Regions from separate parts of the Homo sapiens genome. Here region 2 is linked to region 1. Evidence: chromatin contacts called from ENCODE Hi-C or POLR2A ChIA-PET data. All regions are on one chromosome and are shown on one strand. Each heading gives the region's core, a stretch centred on a gene start or an enhancer-like site at or near the end of the contact. The rest is flanking DNA. Distances are from core to core; before and after follow the strand shown.

Region 1 (6,783 bases), core at 1,447-3,946:
TTAAAAACACTTTAAAAACTCACCTTTTAGAATGTCACTTGAAGCTCTCCATGGTACAGTTATCTGTATCGTTCCGATTTCTCTTATGCTACTCTGCCATAATGCTCTGATTACTTAACCTTTAAAGGTTTTTGTGAGGAGTACTTAAAGTGGGGGATCTCCTGGGATTAGATCTGAAATGATATACAAGGGATATGCCATGAGGTCAGGAACATACTTGCTTTGTTCTTGGTATTATCCATGGTGCTTGGTACTGGTAAGTCTTTGCTGAATGAAGAAATGAATTACCTGGTGTGTAGAACTGTGGAAAGCTCTCTGTTTTTCTCCTTTTCCTTCCTCCTTCTTCATTTTCCTTACTACCAGGAAACCTGCCATTCAAGTCTTGTTGCTCATAGGAAGATGGGGGTGAGAAATTGCTGGCCAGGGTGAAGGGGGGCTGTTTTCTGGAAGTAGTGAGGTCTGCCTACAGTAGTGAGCCAGAATAGGAGGGAAGTTCCCAGTTACTGCAGGGAAGGTGGGTGAACTTCCTGTATGTTTTATATATATATATATATATATATATATTTTATATATATATATTTTATATATATATATTTTATATATATATATTATATATATATATATAGTATGTATGCAATGGATCTGTTGATTGGGTTTAAGTTACTTTTATTTAAGCTGTAATTGTTTCAGTTCTGCTGTTTGTGGAAGTTAGTAAGCTAAAGTATGTAGGGAACATGTTTACTTAAAAAAATCTATGCACATTTAAGAACGATTAATTCTGCAGCTACTTGGGAGGCTGAGGCAGGAGAATCACTTAAACCCGGGAGATGGAGGTTGCAGTGAGCTGAGATCGTGCCACTGCGCTCCAGCCTGGGTGACAAGAGCGAAACTGTCAAAAAGAAAAGAAAAAAGAAAAAAGGATGATTAATTTCTGTTATCTTCTCGAAGGACAATACTGTCATGTGGCACATGTTTGAACAGTTGGGGCTAATGCACAGAAAAATTGCCACAGAATCTTTTCTGCAAACACCTGACTGATGGGCAAAACTCTTGTTTCTCCTGCTTTCTCTAAGCAACAACTCTTGTAAATACTGGAAGAGAACAACCAGTTCCTTGTTTGTGTGCATTGTTAGTTTTCTATTCTTCAGTGAGTTCAAAGAACAGTAGCTTACAAGTTACTATGATTCTAGACCTGAGATTTAGTTCACATGCTTTGTGGCTTTTGTGTTAGAAGTTTGGATAACATCTCACCTGTAAACTTCCTGAAATTTGAAAAAGAATAAAATGACTATATATGAAAAGGCTTCTTAAAATTTTAATTTTAAAAACAATTCTATGTACAGTTCCTTAAGTATATACTCTAGTTACTAAAATAAATACATTGGGTTGCTGGTCTACCACCTTCTCTCTTCGAGGAGATCACAGACTGCCTAAAGTTGCCATAAGTACATGGGAAGCAACCCCCACAAGTTTGGTTCCATCCCTGGCAAGTTTGGTAGGCTTCCTCCTGTTATTCCCAGAAAGTTTATGATCTTTCTTGTTCACTTTTCTCCTCAATTACTTTCCTTCCAGTGACAGCAAGAAAATTTCCTCTCATATTTGCCCTGCTTTCCACTGCCTCAGATTTGAAATCAGCTGTAATCACAATGCCAAATACTGAGGAAAGTTATGCATTTTGAAGCAGAATTGTATATAATTAAGTACCAATCAAAACATTAGAAATAATTCAGGGTTCACTTTAAAGCCATTATAGATGTATTCCTTGATTTCTTCAAGTTTTTCTAATTTAGCTTTCCCTCAAGTATTAGCATTGAGGGAAGATAATTAACTTAAGAAACTAACACACTTACTTAATTATTTTAGTTTTAATTTTGAAAATAGTGTCTTCTACTACATTTTATTTTAGATATATGATTTTAATGATAATAGTGAATATATTATCATGTTTGGACTAGCTTAGGAAACTTAAAATCCTAAGATTTTGTCTTTGGGAAAATATTTCCAGAAGTCAAAATATTATCCTTGGCAAGGCACAATGGCTCATGCCTGTAATCCCAACACTTTGGAAGGCCAAGGCGGTAGGATTGCCTGAGCCCAGGAGTTCGAGACCAGCGTGGGCAACATAGTAGACCCCATCTCTACTTTAAACAACAACAACAGAAAACAAAACAAAACAAAAAACCGCATATTATCTTTTACAGATAAATGTTTGGAGTATAATGTATTTGCAATTTAAAGACTTTCTATAATTGCTAACAGGTGTTAAGAGGATTTAAACATCCAGTCCTGGTCTGTTACAGTGGATCTGCGTCACCATCTTCATTACAAAGTTATGGTTCCTTGCCTTGTAAACTTGATCCAATTCAGTCCTGGGTTTAAATAACATACTTTTTTTTCATTTTCTTTCTTCATTTGGAAAGTTTTATGAAATGAAGCTCATGATATACCCAGAAGTAAGCAGTGAAACTCAGCACCAGGAGTTTTTAACATGAAACCATTCAGTTTGGGAGTATGTATTATTCAAGTGATATTCTGGAGTGAGTCTGTTTTTGCGTTTTATATAAGGACTACCTTTTGATGATGAATGATAAATGTTCTACAGGGTTATATTTAGCTGCATGTTGTAACATAACAGTATTTTGCTCAGCTTGCGTAAGACTAAGGGACTGAGGTTATTTTGGGGCGACACATTTTCTCCTTTCCCCCATTAACGTGTCCTTTTAGGTTTCTGTGTGTTAAGAACATTGGCTTGGTGTTTCCTTTGTTTGCTTTATAAGGGGTTGGACTAGTTTACTGTCACACAACCAGCTCAGTGAGGTCTATGCTGGTACATGAACTCACCTCAGGCAGAAGAGAAGCATTGTGTCACTGAGACAATGCTAGCAAGAGATGTGCATTTGTGCTGGCTGTAGCTGTCAGTTCTGGAAGGATATCTTTTTAGGCTGATTATGAAAATTCTGGTTGTAATCAAATTAGATGGGAAGACACACATGGCTAATATTGTCTGCCATTCTCCCTAAATTGCCCATCAAAAAGCTCCCACTGGTTTCACTCTAATTATACCCATGAGAGGGGTGAGAGAGTATTTCTATTCTAAACGAATTGTCAAATAAATAAAGTCTGCTGTTTGTTGACTGTATGTTAAATCCCAGCTTCAAATTAAACTGTAAAGAGATGTCACATGAGGGTATTTCAGAGCAAACAGCACCTCAAACAAAAAACATACTCATTTCTAGACCTCATTCTCATGAGGATTCAAATACTGAAAATTGTTAAGTATTTTTAGGGTAGAAATAAGTGATGTCTATAGAGACCTGATGTCAGGTTCTGCTTAACTTCTATGATTAGCCTTGCCTCCATATTTGTTAAGCAGGTATATTGTCTTATGCTTTGCTGACTTCATAATCTGTGATTTATAATGGACTCAAAACTTGAAGAACAGGAAGAATGACTTTATTTTACAACATGTTCAACCAAAGACTGTAGGAAACAAAAGACATTCATTCTTACTCTGTTTTAATTAGACTATTTAGCATGATAGATTTAAAATAGACTGAATATAATACAAGTTTTAAATACAGTTGTGTTTCTGATTTGTAATCAGACTGACTTTCCTAATTCATATGTGATTAACATTGAATATTTCTATTTCCACAAGCAATTAGAACAAAGTGGAATTGTTTATGCATTTGAGAAATGTATAACTTTTTCCTATTTTTAAAAAATTATAAAGTTGAATGTAGATATTGTTTTCTGAGTCACTGGATATAATGGGAGGAAATGATTAAGAAAATAATGTTGCTAAAAATAACAAAATTAAACAATTTGTTTGTGTTTGTGTATCACAATTAATGCTGTCTTTAGGAAAAAACAGTTTATAAATTAAGTGCCCTGACATTTAAGAAGTCTGAGAACCAAGTTTTGGGAGCCAAGGAAGAGACTTTAAAAGTTTTATGTTTCAGCTTTTTGCAGAGTTTTTTGCCTTGCAGTGCATTTTTATGATGGACTTCTGTTTCTATGCTGGACTTCTTTTCATGGACTTGTGTGGTTCATTCTTTGCAGGTAACTGGTGAGTGCTTTCCTTTCCTAAAAACAAATCCAACTTGGGAATCTAATTCTTTTGTTCATGAGACATTCAAATAGAAAAAATGAATACAGTGCTAGTAACAGTAACTCGCTTCTTATTTCATGTACTTTGTTGCAGAAAGACATGGCCCACCTCAGGGATCTTCTGATATTTTGATAATGGGTTTGGTAAAGCAGGGACCAGTGGCATTTATTTTATGGATGTTGATACTAAGGCATCAGGAGACTAGGGAGGCTGTTTAAAGAGGCAGAACTGAGAGTAGGATCAACATCTGTACTCTATAATCAGAGGGTTGAACTAAATCATGGTCTTATTAGGGACATTTACAACCTCATATTCTGATGTTTGTATACATAGACGGGCTTTAGGGTGAAGGTGTGAGAAATAATAACAGTGTGGGTCCAGATTCACCCAGAGACAGATGGTGGAAAGGAAAAAAAACATTTTGGGACCAAAGTTTATCTCCTTTTTGTTGTCCCTTGCTGTAGAAGAGCTATGTGCTAGATATAATTTTGAGCACTTTACATACATTATTAATTCATTTATTCTTCCCGACAAACAACCTTATGTGATAGTTACAATTATTATCCTCAGTTTATACCTAAGGCAATGGAAGCATAGAGGGTTAGTTTCATGCCACTAATGGGGAAAGAACCTGTGTCTATGTCATGCTTCCCCTCGTATAAAACGCCCACTATTTGTGCAATCGTCCATCATTTTTTGAGTGTGTGCTACATGCCAGGCATAGTGTTGAGTCCTGCAGATAAAAAAGAGATGGAAACCTTGCTGTCATTAGTCTTACAGCCTACTTGGGGAGACAGGCTCAATCAAATAACCACAGAAACAAACTGGTATACGAATTTGAAGGAGAAGGCAGAGAGCTTTGAGAACATAAGGCAGGGGCCTGATCTTATTGGGTTGCCAAAAAGACTGTCTCACTTTAGAGCTGTGATCCCAAGGAAACGGAGGAGGTGGCATCTAAACACTGCGATGATGCAAGGTAGGCTCAGGTTGAGTCTGGTCACTTCATAGGCCATTCCCAGCCCCCTTTAGAGTCCTTGAAGTCAGTGTCTTTAAGCTCCATAATGGAGATTTCAGACTATCTCTGTGCCCTCGTATATGTGCAGGTTCCTGTGCAAATTGTAAGCGTTAAGTAAATATATATGCTGATTGAATTACAGTCATCTGTGGTGATTTGTGCTCTGTTCCACCTCCTGCTGGCTGCGTTGTATCCCATGTTGGAAGTGGCTGAGTGTGGCTTCAGAATAGACACAGAGGAAGTGGGAGAGTGAATATTTGGATGAGGGAGTATGCCTTGACTAAATACTTTCTATAAGCAAATACAAATCATATGACCTAGAGCTTTTATTTTTTAAAATCAGTCTATTGCTTTCTCTTGAAGCACATCATTGGTGAATTGACTCTATTTGGCTTGATGCTTTCATACAACTGGGCTGAGAAAGTTCATTTTACCCCTCTTTTGGGCATTCCCACTATAGTTGTAGTGATATAGTCTTTTAAAATCTCATTCACCAATTATTAATTAAGCTGAATTAACCCTTTTGGGTAGATGCATTCTTATCCTTATATGTTTAAAGTAGCTGTTCATTAAACATAGGTTTTTTGCTGAGCATCTATCTGACAGGAGGCATCTGAAGGTTTATAAAGGTATGGGAAGCTTGGTTACTTGAGCTCCAGAAGCTTTCCACTTTAGTCTAAAGGAAACTAATTACAAAAGAGCTGTGAGGGGCCCATCAGGATGTGCTTATGAGTTTCTATGAGGGAGCCAGACTGACTGTGTGACCTTGAGCAACTAATTCTCAGTGCTTTTCCTGTAAAATGAAAATGGGAATAATAATGGAACCTAACTCGGGGTGATGTGAGGATTAATGAACCAAGTTATGTACAATGCCTAGAAGAGTGCCTGGCACATGGTATATACTGTTAACTTTTTGTTTTTATTGTTGTCATTATTGTGATCATTATCACCTATAGTTGAGTGTCATATTCTGGAGTCTAAAGGGTAAGGGAAAAGGTTCTGAGTTGGAGAAGAAAGGCATCATGGGACATAGTATTTGAGTTTAGGTCTAATGAAATATAGGTCTAATAGGTAGAAATGGTGAGGAAAGTATTCCAGAAAAACAACAACAACCTCAAATACCAGAGATATCAGGTATGTTTAGGGAAGGGTGAGGAGTCCAGGCTAGCGGGTAGGGTTCATTTGAGGAAAAATGACAAATTTACCTGAAAAGGCAGGCTGGGACGATATCTTGGTGAAGGGTTGGCAGTCTGGACTGGGCTTTTTGAGCAGGGTTGAGACTTTCCGAGCCCTGCTCTGGAACTACTGGAGTAGGCAGGAGGTGGAGGCAGAGAGAAATGGTGTTAGTCCTAGAGTACGGTGATAAGGGTTTGGATAAGGGTTTGAAATAACGTGATGATGATTGTCATGGAAGAAAGGTCCAGGTAGTTCACTGCGGAACTAATGAAATTTAAGACTCAGGGCCTTTTCTTGCTTAGTTCCGTCTCTCAAGCTGTTGAAGGGAAAATTTTTTGTAAAATATGAAAAGATGTTTGTATCCTCCGTCTTTGCTCCCCAAATGATGTGTTTCAGGCTCCCAAACCTGGATCTACCCCATAATTGAAAGAGACTGTGGATGGCCAGGAGTGGTAGCTCACGCCTGTAATCCCAGCACTTT
Region 2 (6,783 bases), core at 3,097-5,596, 710 kb after region 1:
ATTCCCACCTATGAGTGAGAACATGCGGAGTTTGGTATTTGGTTTTTTGTCCTTGCAATAGTTTGCTCAGAATGATGGTTTCCAGCTTCATCCATGTCCCAACAAAGGGCATGAACTCATCCTTTTTTACGGCTGCATAGTATTCCATGGTGTATATGTGCCACATTTTCTTAATCCAGTCTATCATTGATGGACATTTGGGTTGGTTCCAAGTCTTTACTATTGTGAATAGTGCCACAATAAACATACGTGTGCATGTGTCTTTATAGTAGCATGTTTTATAATCCTTTGGATATATACCCAGTAATGGGATTGCTGGGTCAAATGGTACTTCTAGTTCTAGATCCCTGAGGAATCGCCACACTGACTTCCACAATGGTTGAACTAGTTTACAGTCCCACCAACAGTGTAAAAGTGTTCCTATTTCTCCACATCCTCTCCAGCACCTGTTGTTTCCTGACTTTTTAATGATCACCATTCTAACTGGTGTGAGATGGTATCTCATTGTGGTTGTGATTTGCAAAAAATTTGAACTTCTAAGAAACTGTAGTGGAGAACTAATAAACAGACTACTAGAAACGAGACAATAGAGAGACTCTTTTTTCAGTAGCATTGAGAAAACTAAGGGGCTGAGCCAGAACGCAGACAGGTTTTTCAGGTAGTGCTAATAGTTGCAAAACAATTCCAAATAATGAATTGCTTATACTACACTATAATAACTTGCTCATGTTCACTGAGCTGGGGATGTTCCCAGACCAGTGGAAGGAGCAGAGGTGTTCTTAACCAACTGGGAAGTCTGCACAGTAATAGCCCCCAATGCTTAGCTTCTACTCTGTCATGTTCCCCTGAGTTATCTCCAGACCTGTATTTCTAGTCATGGGTTGCATGTTGCATAGTACTTCTTGGGTGGGGGGGTCCCACAAGCACCTCAAAAACAACCTGTGTAGAACAGAATTTGTCATCTTTGCCACAAGACCTTTTCCTATTTTCCCTCTCCTAGTTATGGCACCACCATCCACAAACAACCAAGCAAGAAACCGAGATATTCATTATACCTTCCATCTTACCATCCGCATCCAACCTTTTACCCTCTCCTCTTGACGTGACTTTTAAAATTTCTCAAATCCATTTACTTCTCTTCATCCTCACTGCCTCTACTTTTACGTGAAAGCTACACTTGTCTCTGAGCAATAACAGGTCCTAACTGTAACAGGTCCTAACAATAACAGGTCCTAACTGGTTTCCCTTCAATCTTACCTCACCCTCATTCATTCGCCATACTGCAGCCAGGGTGATATTTCCAAAGTTCAATTACGTTACTACTCCTGTTTAAGACCTACAGTGATTGCCTATTACCCTCAGGATAAAGCAGTTGGTGAATATTTGCAGAGTGAATGAACAACATTTATCTTTTCAAATCATCAGAATAACTTTAAGGTTGGACATTATTCCATTTTTCAGGTAAGGGCACTAAGGCTAAAAGAGCTTTAAGAACTTACCCCACAGTTAAATGGCCAGGTTTGTCTGACTTCTGAAGCTGTACCCTTTCTATGTCACACTGCCTGTCTTTTCTATTCAAAGATGGCCTTTTCATGCAGACGGTGAAGAAAGACTGCTGATTGCATAGTGGATTTCTGTCAGTCATGCAGAAGTAAATAATCTCTGATTCCAATAATGTTGTAGCAATTGCTTTACAAAATTATCTTGCACTGCAGCAAAACTGTAATTAACCAGAATCTTCAATTAAACAGAGTTTGTTTTAAGAGCATTCGGAGGAAAGACATTGCAAAGTTTAAGGCAAAATAGCCATATTACCACCAAACACAAGCTGATGGGATTTTTTTTTTTTTGAGACAAGGTCTCACTCTGTTGCCCAGGCTGGAGCACAATGGTACAAACACAGCTCACTGCAGCCTTGACTTCCCAGGCTCAAGCAAACCTCCTGTCTCAGTCTCCTGAGTAGCTGGAACTACAGGCATGTACCACCACACCTGGCTACTTTTTAAATTTTTTGTAGAGATGGGGTCTCACCATGTTGCCCAGGCTGGTCTCAAACTCCTGGCCTCAAGCCATCTTCCTGACTCAGCCTCGCAAAAATGCTGGGATTACAGGCATGACCCACCATACCCAGCCCACAAAGGATTTTTAAGAGATGTTTCCAAGGTATAACTTTGAATTTTTACACATTGAGCTCCATGGTTTATATTGTCTTCTATGGCATGTATAATAATATTAAATAGAGCTTGTATCAGAATAGTGCCTGGCACATAGTAGGTGCTCAGTAAATATGTGAATAAATGAATAAATTAAGGAATGAGAAAAGCAAAAGCCTCAGCAATTTAAGATCCAGGATAATTTTCTTATTTATGGTTGTCATATTCTTCCTATGAAGGGAAGATAGTAAATGAATATATTTTAGCTAGGTTTTTCACTATGTAGGTCAAAACAACAAAAGAAGAGTGTTCTTATCCTTGCTAAACTAGACAATTCATTCAATCAAAACAACTTATTTCCCAAATATACTGGTAAAATATGCATATTAGCCTAGTTTTTAAAGTTTCTATTGAAGTTTAACATATACTTGTATTTATATTTAACTATAGATTTGGCCACATTGAGAAAGAAGATCGACAAAGTTGGTTGAAATGGAAGTTTTGAGCTTATTTGTAAATTATAAATATTAGAATTATCCCAGTCTACATTAAGATTTCAGATTCCCGGCCCAGCGCGGTGGCTCACGTCTGTAATCCCAGTACTTTGGGAGGCCGAGGCGGGCAGATCACGAGGTCAGGAGATCGAGACCATCCTGGCCAACCAACATGGTGAAACCCCGTCTCTACTAAAAATACAAAAATTTAGCTGGGTGTAGTGGCACACACCTGTAGTCCCAGCTACTCGGGAGGCTGAGGCAAGAGAATCGCTTGAACCCAGGAGGCAGAGGTTGCAGTGAGCTGAGATTGTACCACTGCACTCCAGCCCAGGTAACAGAGCGAGACTCTGTCTCAACAACAACAACAAAAAGATTTCAGATTCCCTCTGGGTCATCTTTTTCTTAACCCTCTTCACAGTAATATACTGTGGAGTTACCTAACGTATCATAATTTTAATCAAGTTTAATTTATTATCATATTTGTTATATCAAAACAAAAGTAGAATACTCATTTTTGGAGTGAAATGTACATTTTTACTCAGGGAAAAGGTACCACTGGAATTGTATAGATCGCATCCTATACTTCTAGGTCTTTATTTTCATAATAAAAATTACATTTCTAATATTGTTTTCAATATTTTAATAAATAAAGCTCTAATATGAAGAATTTAAAGATGCACAACTGAAGGAAATTAAATCTTACCTCTCCTTCAAAAAAATCAAATCATTATTTGTATTACTGTTTATAATGTCTGATCTGCTTTTGGGCCATGCTGTAAACAGGGCCAGAAAATGGGGGGGGGCGGGGATGGAAATCAAGCTTGAGTTTCCATTGCAATGAAATTATGATTTGGTTATGATACACTGACAATTTGTGTCATCTGTTTTTTTTTCCTCTTTCACCCAGGCTGGAGTGCAATGGCATGGTCTTAGCTCACTGCAACCACCGCCTCCCAGGTTCAAGCGATTCTCCTGCCTCAGCCTCCAGAGTAGCTGGGACTACAGGCGCGTGCCACCACACCTGGCTAATTTTTGTATTTTTAGTAGAGATGAGGTTTCACTATGCTGGCCAGGCTTGTCTCGAACTCCTGACCTCGTGATCCGCATGCCTCAGCCTCACAAAGTGCTGGGATTACAGGTGTGAGCCACTGTGCCCAGTCCAGTTTGTATCATGTTTAGTTACATCCTCACTGTTTATGAATGTAGGTCTAATATCCCACTGCTTCTAAAGGAATCCGTATGGGAAATTTATATTTATTAGCAATCTCAAGGGTTTCTGATGGAAATGAATCGCATCCTGAGACATGGATGAGATTATTTTAGTACTAGAAGTTTTGATACATTTAATACAAAGTTGTTTTCTACCATGGCATAATATTGAAAAATTTGAAAAATCCTGGGGTGGGTTAACAATTATGTTAATATTAAAGATTATAGATTTTTCAGAACCCCTTTTTGACAAGACTTGGGCTTCTGGAGACTGCGATTACAACTGTTTGCATATCTATCTGGCTGGGGAAGCACAAAGTCACACTATTTTTTGTTTGGGGAACCTTCTCTGATTCTTGAATCACATAAAGAATAGCCACAGTAAGCCTGGTGTAGAAACACATCTTCACAACAGGTTTTAGAAGAGGAGGAAGTGCTGCATGCATTGTGCATCTATGCAAATTCACATGACTCTGTGTGGGGGCACTTTATGCAGGAGAATCCATCTAGCGTTGCTTTCCTCCCTGAGTCTCTGAGGGTTGGGCTTCCTTCCTGCTGTAAAGTGGGGTGGGAATCTCTCTGAAACCACTCTATTTCCCTGCCTTGTTTTTTAACTCCCTGTGAGCTATGCACTAGATCAAGCTCATTCTCTTTGTTGACACGCTCAGCTTTGCCTTCTCATGCATCTGACTTCAATGTTTTTCATAGTCTTCAAATGAACTTTGTATGAAACAGAGCAGCTGTCTGTAACAGATAACAGCAAAGCACCCAGGTCATAGACCAGTGTGGTCAGCCGCCCCTTCCTAAGCTGCAGTCTGCTTCTTTGAGGATTACCTGAATTCTCAACTGCCAGAGTTCAAGAAAATCTGATCATGGTTTGATTCCAGGAGAGAGAGAAAAAAATCAGTTTAAAATTCAGAGTATTAATGTAATCATTTATGAAAAAAAGAAACCTTTAAAAGTCTGTTTCAGAGAGTTTAAAGAGGGAAAGAAGCAGGAAGGAAATCCCCTCAACAGTTTTATTTAGAAAAAATAAAATTATGTCTATGCCACCTCCATGCTGACAAAAATAATGCAGAAGAAGGACTTGGTGAACACATTTTTAATTAGATCACTGATGTTCACAGGATCAGGTACAAGAGCACTGGACATAGTCTACTTGATTTATACTCATTACTGCATACTTAAAAGAATTTCACACACTGTGCTGCTCCTTCTCAGGCAGCTTAGTGGTTATTGTGGATCATGAACCACACCTTTTTCATCAGATAAAACTAAAATGTGATGATGAGGGGAGAAAAAGCCCTATGTTCATTAGCCAGTGCTTATAAAAATATACAAGACATCAGATATCTGAGATGAAAATCTATTTATTAGACTTTTCATTAAGTTTGTGGCAACACTTTAAACAGTAATATTGCTTATCAAGTCACCTTTTATTGGGCTAAAACCTCCTGCAGCATCTAAGCTGAAAGAAGTCTTCACTGATTCATGCTTACATTTGAGTTTTTAAAACAGCACCTCTTCAGGTAAATTACTTTGACAGTTATTTTGCATACACCAATAAAACTTCACTTGTGCAGTGGACAATCTACATTAACATATTTGATGGTCCTCCAAATTCCCAAAGTCCTTTTTCTTTTCTTTAAAAAAACTTTTTTTATTTCCATAGTTTTTGGGGAACGGGTGGTGTTTGGTTGCATGGAAAAGTTCTTTAGTGGTGATTTCTGAGATTTTAGTACACCTATCACTTGAGCAGTGTACACTGTACCCAATGTGTATTCTTTTATCCCTCATCCCCTCCCACCCTTCCCCCTCAGTCCCCAAAGTCCATTATATCATTCTTACATCTTTGTATCCTCATAGCTTAGCTCCCACTTATAATTGAGAACATATGATGTTTGGTGTTTGGTTTTCCAATCGTGAGTTACTTCACTTAGAATGATGATCTCCAATTCCATCCAGGTTGCTGCAAATGCCATTATTTCATTCCTTTTTATGGCTGAGTAGCATTCCATGGTGTGTGTGTGTGTGTGTGTGTGTGTGTGTGTGTGTGTTTGTGTGTGTGTGTCACATTTTCTTTATCCACTCATTTGATGGGCTTTTAGACTGATTTCATGTATTTGCAATTGTGAATTTTGCTGCTATAAACCAAAGTCCTTTTTCTAACCCAACTGAAGCCCTTAAATTCCTAGTATATAGAAATTTGGAAGCTACCACTGTCATCAGATCTTTTGATTCTAGCCTTAAAAAGCTCTAGAATACCCTCTTTTTTATCCTCACCACTAATGACACATGACAAGCCTTTGAAGTCACTTCTAGGAAAGCTTCTAACTCATCTGATTGCCTCCTGTCTACTCTTTACATTGATGATGGAATCGTCCTTTTAAAAGTGGCACTGATAGTTTCACTCTTCTTCTTAAGAACCTTCAGAAGAGTGAAAACAAAATAGGTTACAAGAGTGACATGATATTTAATCACTTTAGCCTCTGAGGCACCTGGGTGGGAGAAAGCAGCTAGAACCCCAGTTAATTGCCTCCGACCTGAAGCAGCTTCTGTCGGTAACCCAGCATATTATACAAATATTACTATTTTTATTTAGGTCACTACATAAAAGCTCCAAAAGCACTGCTGTAAAGCAACGGTTCTTAGCTGAGACCTGAGAACTCCCAGGAGAGCAATGTATGGGCGTTAAGATATTTGAGATACTCCATAGGTTTCTGGGGAGTGGATCCATAGGAATTATCTATTCTTGAGGGGACTATACCTGTTAAAAAGTTAAAAACAGATCCACAGTACACGTTGGTTTTAAGCGGTTCTATACTATCTGCATAACCTCAGCAATAACCATTTTTTTCCCCATGCATCTTGCATTCCAGTCACTGCAGGCTACTTGGCATTCTTTTCAACTTACAGAGGTTCTT

Evidence for each region. A loop is a pair of places that touch in the nucleus more often than their neighbours do. ChIA-PET counts read pairs that join two places held with the same protein, here RNA polymerase II (POLR2A).
Region 2: a map of ovary shows a loop between it and region 1 (14-fold over the local background). The contact joins two enhancer-like sites. A Hi-C loop is called at or near these places in 1 of 168 maps with a recorded cell type or tissue (ovary). POLR2A ChIA-PET finds 5 or more read pairs at or near these places in 2 of 52 experiments (activated CD4-positive, alpha-beta T cell and activated T-cell).

The regions. Positions count from the first base shown.
Region 1 is chr1:100,412,160-100,418,942 of GRCh38, forward strand. All of the region lies in intron 4 of CDC14A (cell division cycle 14A), which reads left to right. LOC105379827 (a long non-coding RNA gene) reads right to left here. Exons shown (of 3, transcript XR_007066254.1): 2 at 24-6,431. Among named protein-coding and RNA genes, the nearest start is that of CDC14A, 63 kb to the left of the region's middle. Within about 2 kb of position 2,697, at least 5 of the 41 ENCODE cell types and tissues checked have a DNase peak (open chromatin) inside an H3K27ac peak, as active enhancers do.
Region 2 is chr1:101,123,990-101,130,772 of GRCh38, forward strand. No RefSeq gene overlaps it. Among named protein-coding and RNA genes, the nearest start is that of DPH5-DT, 100 kb to the left of the region's middle. RefSeq lists enhancers at 3,587-3,686, 4,105-4,154. Within about 2 kb of position 4,347, at least 5 of the 41 ENCODE cell types and tissues checked have a DNase peak (open chromatin) inside an H3K27ac peak, as active enhancers do.